3 separate regions of the Homo sapiens genome follow, and all the other regions are linked to region 1. A link is a loop called in an ENCODE intact Hi-C map of the cell type or tissue named here. Cell type or tissue: endothelial cell of umbilical vein. All regions are shown on one strand.

What was found. A loop is a pair of places that touch in the nucleus more often than their neighbours do. Peaks named below come from ENCODE experiments on the same cell type or tissue, not always from the same donor. Only the 100,000 strongest peaks of a DNase experiment are listed, where the experiment ranks them.
Region 2: a loop joins it to region 1, with 19 times the contacts of the local background. A loop is called at or near these places in 64 of 110 quality-filtered maps.
Region 3: it touches region 1 in a loop (4-fold over the local background); 2 of 110 quality-filtered maps call a loop at or near these places.

The regions. Positions count from the first base shown.
Region 1 is chr6:11,584,266-11,586,765 of GRCh38, forward strand. No RefSeq gene overlaps it. Among named protein-coding and RNA genes, the nearest start is that of TMEM170B, 48 kb to the left of the region's middle. In endothelial cell of umbilical vein, a CTCF peak has its summit at 1,373 (motif pointing right); a DNase peak (open chromatin) is centred at 1,376; H3K27ac peaks cover 1,094 bases.
Region 2 is chr6:12,232,881-12,235,380 of GRCh38, forward strand. It overlaps a transcript of EDN1 not described here. Among named protein-coding and RNA genes, the nearest start is that of EDN1, 56 kb to the right of the region's middle. In endothelial cell of umbilical vein, a CTCF peak has its summit at 1,339 (motif pointing left); a DNase peak (open chromatin) is centred at 1,321.
Region 3 is chr6:12,482,942-12,485,441 of GRCh38, forward strand. No RefSeq gene overlaps it. Among named protein-coding and RNA genes, the nearest start is that of LINC02530, 100 kb to the right of the region's middle. RefSeq lists enhancers at 514-1,713, 753-832. In endothelial cell of umbilical vein, no CTCF peak of the experiment used is centred here; DNase peaks (open chromatin) are centred at 980 and 1,400; H3K27ac peaks cover 2,305 bases.

The DNA.
Region 1 (2,500 bases):
TTACTGTAAAAAACCAGATGAAATTATGTGGTCTTGAAAAATTATCAACCGAGGATTTGAATTGTCAAATTTATGCATATTTTGAATGTTTGGGATTTCTCAGGGAAGTGCTAAGTACCCAACTAGATTCAACTGCTATCTTGCCTGTGAAGAGATTGGAGCTGACAGAGCCAGTCACTATAAATGTTTCAAATCTTGCTGGAATGAAAACTAGCTTCACTTTAAACATTGCGCAAGCATAATGGAAGTAAACGTTTTTTCACATACACTGACCTACTCATTCCACGTAATTACTCCGTGGAAATATATTTTCTTCTTCCTTGGTAATTTTTTTTATTCATTCACACTAATCATAAAATTATTCAATACATTTTCTCCCTGGCCATGAATGTTAACATCTTGGACAAAATATAAATCTTGAGATCCCAAAAAAGTTTTCTATTTTAGTTCTAGTATCTTTTTTGGCCCTTGAAGTAATATTTTTGTAATTTAAAAAAATAAGTCAGTTTTCTTTGGGCATTTTGTTATTTGCAGAGCATTCAAATAAGACATTAAATTTCGGATTTACTTATTTCAGATTTAATGAGTGATTGATGAGATCTGACTCTGTTGCCCAGCCTGGAGTGCAGTGGTGTAATTAGCTCACTGCAGCCTTGACCTCCTGGGTTCAAGTGATCCTCCCTCTTCAGCCTCCCCAGTAGCTAGGAATACAGATGTGCACCACCATGCCTGGCTAGTAAATTTCAGATTTATCACCACCTACATTGGACAAAACTACAGGGAAAGGTAATTAGAAGAAAGACGCTTTAGTCTTAAACTGAGCCTTGTGTTTACCATTATGAATGAGTCCTAGTCAGGCTTGTGGAGAAACATTTCAGATTTACTGAATACATCCTTACACCATCTGTGTTTTGCAGTTGAACCTTTATTATTTTGTTTTTGAGAGTGGATCGCTCACTGTGTTGCCCAGGTTGGTCTCGAACTCCTGGGCCTAAGCAGTCCTTCTCCTTAGCCCCTTGAGTAGCCGGGATTACAGGTGTGTGCCACCATGCCTGGCTTCAAACCCTTATTAGCTCATAAAATACTACATCAAGCTTCTGGGTGCAGAGGGGAAAGTAAACAGGATCCATGGCACCCACTCTTTGAGGACTAAAAATTGGGTTTGCCTCTAGCTTCCAAATGGAAACTTAGGAATCTATCCTGTCTGCTCTTAATTTTCTATGATTCATTGTCACTAGGCATTCTTCTTTTGGACAATTTTATGAATATTTTTCAGGCTCAGAAAGTTCTGGGGACTGATTGGCAAAATGTAATTGCATCAGGTGGTTTTCTTGTAAAGCAAGAGTTCCGTCACTAGATGGTGCAGTGGTTCTATTTTATTTTTCTCCTTGCTTTTGCCTTGGACATTACCTATGAACTGAAATTAACTGATTGTTACTTTTGGATTCATTTCCATATGATACATTTAATGTTTTTTTTCCAAAAGAAATGCACACCAGAAAATTAAATATGAGAAAAATTAAGGTTTCTTCATGTCATCACTAGCCAATGTAACTTTCCAAAGAATTATTAAGATAGGTTGTTTGCAAATTAGAAACAACCTATCAGGATTGTTTGCAAATTAGAAAATCACTTTAGTTTATGATTTTTGTAAGTCATTAATCTAGACTTTGATTTATATATTTTTCTTAAATTCCAACTCAATGCATAATGGTTTTATCTAATTTATTTATTTTACCTAGTGTATTTTATTTATTATTTAGAGAGAGTCACACTGTGTTTGGTGCCCAGGCTGGTCTCCGACTCCTAGCCTCAAGCAATCCTCCTGCCTCAGCCTCTCAAATAGCTAGGATTACAGATGCAAGCCTTGATATCTTAGTATCTAATTTAGTAGTCTACGCTTTCTTAGTGACATTTAGTTATACAGTTGGTCAACTTGGGGTTACGCACACATAGTGCAATCTGCCTTGTGTCATGAGACTCGGTTTTAAATTCCTGCTCTACCACTTAGTAATTGAACTTGTCCAAGTCATTTAACTTCTGCAACAGTCAGTTCTCACATTAGTAAAATGGAATGACATCTCATGTTGCACGCAGTGAGTGCTTAGAAAATAACCTTTGTCCCATTGCCCTCTTTCAATGTATTGTCTGCACATAGAGGGATGATGTCCTTCCAGCCTTTGCTAGAAGTTTTGGTAATAAGTTCAGGCACTTCTGTTTCAAAGACAGAGCCAGATTCTGTCCTGACAGAGAACAGTGCATTTTTAGGGAGGATTTGTTTTAGATTTAAACTGTCCCGTTGAACCCCGCACTGCTTTTGCAACAAAGCCTGCTGAGGGAAATTTTAGAAACATACCTCAGTGGGAAAGAGCCTAGTTAGAAAGCAGGATGAATAAACTTGCTCAGCTAGCAAATTCCTCGCATTCTCTAAACCAAATATGTACAAGATGAGGAAGCCAAGGCGGCCAGCATAAATGAATCCTGAAAGATGGCCGGGACT
Region 2 (2,500 bases), 650 kb after region 1:
GCAAACTTTCTTTTATTTTTCTGTTCTCATTAGTAGAAAGAGGGACAGGTCACTTTCAGAAGGATTAAAAGGTCAAAAAATTTGGTGAAGGGATGTCTACACAAGCCTTTAGAAAGCTGTTATCAGAGGATCAGCTAGAAAACAATCTTAGAGCTAATCCTTTGGCTGGATCCAAAGAAAACCCAGCAGATTTAAGTTTTCTCTTTTTTCTCTTTGTTTTCCTTTACAGGGGTATTTCCCACAAAAGCCTTTCAGTTGCCTTCATCCAAAGTTATAGGTCCTGAGTCCTTTTCAGCTCTTTTATTCTGTCTCCAAGCCTAGCCCTTCCTAGCTCTGTCCTCCTACCTTTTCCTGATCTTTTCCATTTTGCTTGTTTTCATCAGGGGTTCCCCCTAAATCCCTCTTAGCATCCCCTAAAGCCTAAATGTTCATGGATGGAGAACTTCTTCTGAGGGAAAAACAAGACTGATTCACAGAATTCTAGCATTAAAGAGGACTGTAGAAATTATCTAGTCTACCCGCCTTCTTCCTCCACCATTTTACAGGTAAACAGAATTCACGAAATTGCCCAAGGTCATGTCCAGGTAGCGACTGCACCAGGACCAAAGCTCTGTCAATAATAACTGCAAATTGGTTGCAAAGTCCTTTGGACAATTCAAGCTGCTCTACCTACCTAAGGCACTATGATTATTATTATTATAATACAGATGTTATTATACAGAGCCGACCGCATGGGCAAGATTGCTGCTGATGATGTGTGTGATGCCAACTCACCAAGACCCAGTGGCATCACGCTGGCATGTTGAAAATAAAAAGGGGTGACATCTGCTTTACATACAGAGCCTCATGACCTGTACTCATAGCTGGAGGCATCAGTCATTGCACTACGAGAGGAAGTGGGCTTTGAAATACCTTGGGGTTGATGTCCCAAGAACACCCTTCTTCCGCTCCTCCTCCCTGTACTCCTTGAACTGCTGCTCATGGGAGCCTGAGTAATACAGAAATTGGAGGACAACCACACAGCACAAGTGTAGGTTTGACAGGAGTTTACATAATGCTGTAGGAAAAGAAACCAAATAAAGGCTTCAGCTTTGCTGAGGCTCTCCCCATCCCCCTCACATGCCAAATGCTCCTTGTGTGGCTCACACTCCTTGGTCTTCAGTCAGAGAGGCCAGGAGCCCACCTATACATCTGTATCAGGGTTAGGAAGTTGGCTCTTGTTAACAATGTTGAATGCACTTTGCTATTCACTACTTTTGTGGTTAGAAAAGCCTCCTGATATCAAACTTTAGAATCAAGCACCACCTTGTGGTCTGATGCATTTATTAAACTGGCACAATTTGAGAGCTGAAACTGGAAATGCTCCCTCAGCTGGTAGTAGAGAGCCAGGATCTGAAAACTGACTCCCAGGTGGCTGCCTGGAAGCAAGAACCCCCAAGGTGTCTTTCTGCTGCTTCTCTGGGTTCTCAGACCAGTTAACAATGACATCCCCTTTCATGGGGTGAATCCCATGTTCCTGACACTAACACATTATGCTAGATATGTATAGTAAGTAGCCAACTTAATCCTTTCAAAACCACAGGGAAGTGTTTCTTATTACTTCAACTTTTAAGTGAGGAAACGGAGGCGGAGGTCACTTAGTGGTCCAGTCACAGACAAATGGCTGGGCTTGGATTGACTTGGAAGTCAAGTCTTTCTGAAGCAAAAGTCTCTGCTGTTAAACACTGCTCTGCTGACCTCTAAGGCCAAGACCAAGACCAGGGTCCACTTCAGGCTCTTTTGGGGCATTTTGGCTCTTGGCTGCAAACCCAACCAGAACTGCCAGAATCCTACCTGGAACTCACTCAAGGTGCTAGAATTAACCTGTTCTCCAAGGTTACATTGATCAGGAAGGTTTGCATTCAGAGATGGGGACTTCATTGGTGTCCATGGACCTACTGAGATAGCCAGAGTTTAGGAGAAAGTTTGGCTTTTGAGGATGGGCCAGACAGCAAGTGACCAGACTCTAGATCATTCATGAAGAAACAAAACCAGAAAGAGATATTTGACAAACATTCACTTGGACAATTACAGTGCTTCCTGAACTGAAATTCAGTTATTCTTTAAAAGGATGATTTTATCATATTCATTGTTTGAAGGGGAGGATTGGAGTATCTGCTTGGCAAGTGAGTAGTAGTAATGTGGGCCAAGTCATGTTAGAAGGGAGATCTCGCCCCTGGTCTTGTTCCAGTGATACCATAAGTGTTCTTGGGTAAGTCACTTCTTTGTCTCTGGGTCTCCATTTTCTCATTCGTAGAATAGGGGTTGGACTTCACTAAGAGGTAGATGGTTCTAAAGTACAGCGCAATTGTATGGAAAATGTGAGGCAGGAACCTCAGCTTTCTCCGTTTCCTTAGAAAGTCTGTCCTGCTCAGGCTTCCTTCCTATTCTCCACTGAATCTGCTGCTAATTTTGGTAACATGGTGACTTCCACATAGCAATGTTTACTAACATGTCTAAG
Region 3 (2,500 bases), 900 kb after region 1:
ACTACTCATAGTGTATTGTTTACCTTAATTACCAGATTATAGAACCAAATGAAGAGCTATTTTTAAAAGTAATAATAATAACAAAATATCAATACGTGCTCAAAGAGGAATATCCCAGCTTGGGAGTATGTTCTCTCAACCTTTTATAGCCAGACAAGAATTATGAAAATTTCTCTTCTCTGAAAATGTTAAGTTGCACTAGCTGACAGTCTATGCAGCGAAAAGAGGAACAAATTAGATACAGATGACCTGGTTTACTCTCTGAGCTTTGCCATTCTTTAGGATCCAAGACCTTAGGAGAGCTACACGAATATGTGAACAACACTTTCCACCTCTGCAAAATGGGATTTTGCTTGTAAGGTTTGTAGGAAATTTCTTTCTCTGGTCTAAGTACCAAGTGGCAGCTATTATTACTGTTACAGTTTTTGTTGTTCTTCTTATCGTGCCATTGGGCTATATGACATTTTTTGGAAAGGGCCAAACTCTCAGGTCTTAGATCTAGGCCTATTCCCTAACTCTAACTTCAGGTCACTTGATTTTTAAGGAAGGTTGAGAAAGGAACAGATTTATTTTGGTGAAAGTGCTTCATAAATTATAAAATGCTTCGAATGACAGCAGTCTTTTAATGGAAAAAATTTGTTAGATGTGCAGAACTTCAGATATAAAAGCAATAGATGGTATTGTACAGCAGTTAGGACTACAGTTGATGATCAATAATGACCGATTTGGATAAGAACATATTCAAGATTCTCATGTGTTTTATGGATTTGGACTGAAATCAAGAAGCTTCTTCCTCTGAGGAGAGCATCTCGTGGGTTCTTGGGCTCTTTTTCTTAAAGCAGTGGTTTCACTTTCCAGTTTGGTCCTCAAGCCATATGTCACCTATGGGCAGCAGCTCTCCTTTCAGATAAGCAGTCTACAAGCTGATATTTTTGGCAGAAAACCACCTTCTGGGTAATAGGTCTGGTATCTGGAGGATTCCTGTTTCTGCTGTCGTTCGCTGACCTCACCTCTCTTCTGTGACTAAGTCTGTATTCACCGCTGAAGTGCATGCTTCTTGGGGAGAAATTGTGGGTACTTCCGGTTCCCCCTGTGACTTTGTGACTTAAGCAGCAGAAGCATTTCATACCATGGGTACATGCTCCTTCCCATTACCTCCCTACTGACAGGTGCTGTCAGAGTTAGAAAGTTCTGGAAGCTCCTCAAAACATAGACTTAAAATAATAATTATAATTAATAATAGCAATTAACTTCCATCACAGGTTGAGTCACCTATAAGAGATTGCATGGTTAAGTTTCTTTTAAAGTCACCTCTTAACATTTCCTTACTTACTCAGCCTCACTCATCTTAAAAGGTAAGTCGCATTTAAAAGAAAATATTCTTAACTTGCGATAAGAGCAGAGAGAAGTTTTCCTGTCTTATATTTAATGCATGTAGATGACTGGTATTCACGAAGTTAATTTTTTCTTTAAGCCACAAAGAAAAAAAGTGGTGCATGTTTTCTAAAGAAGACCGGTATCTGTAATTGTGTCAATACTGATATTTTTGCTTTTAAATTCCTTCAATATTCAAAACGGTAGCTTATCTCTATGAAATGTTTCCTTTTTCCCTGTCCAATAACACATGGGTGGGAAGTTCAAACCTTTGTACTTTTTCTTTGAAGCAATTGCCCTAAGCCGGGAAAAGCTCTTTCATCAGCAAGAATTTTGAGTATTTTCTCTTTCCTCCTGATCAAGTTTAAGGTGTGTGCTCATAAACAAGATACGCAACTGTCAATAATCATCTTTTCAGCAAATAGAGCCAAAGTTAATTTATTAAACCCGGCAAGCTGCTCTCCTAGTTTTCTTCCCCCTGTGACATACTGTCCAATTATTTCACATTCTTGTAGTGTAAAATAAACACATTGAGTCTGTTGAGATACTGCTGTGGTTATTTATTTTTCAAAATTTAATAAGGAGGAGGATGACCTTTCCTCTTTGGACAGGAAACAAAATCAGACCTAACAGTGATACATTATCAATTTTCACAACCATGAAAATATTCCAGAAAACAAGCAGTTTTCTGTGCACTCAGGTGACTGCAAGCTGGCCAGTGAAGCCAGAAAGCCCAAATGCCTTCTAGATCTCAATTAACTACCCACTTACTTGAAAGGTTTTATTGACTATAATTTTGATAACGATGCATAATTATATCAACTTTCTTTCCTCATCGAATTCTACTACAAATCCCGGGCCGAAAGGGGCACATGAGTCTGTTCTTGATGAACAGACAGAAAAAAAGAAGACAGAAAAAAAGAACTTGAAGAGTCTGAAAACAGGTTTAGCTGAGGCATGTGCCATGGTAAATTTGCTTTGTGAAACTAAGCCAAATACGTTTATTTTCCTACATCTGCATTTCTCATAATGTCGCAGGTAACATAAACAGGTTCTCTCACCCAACACTGTAATAACGATGGAAATCAATGATAAAGTTAAAGACAACTACATCTGCATATACATA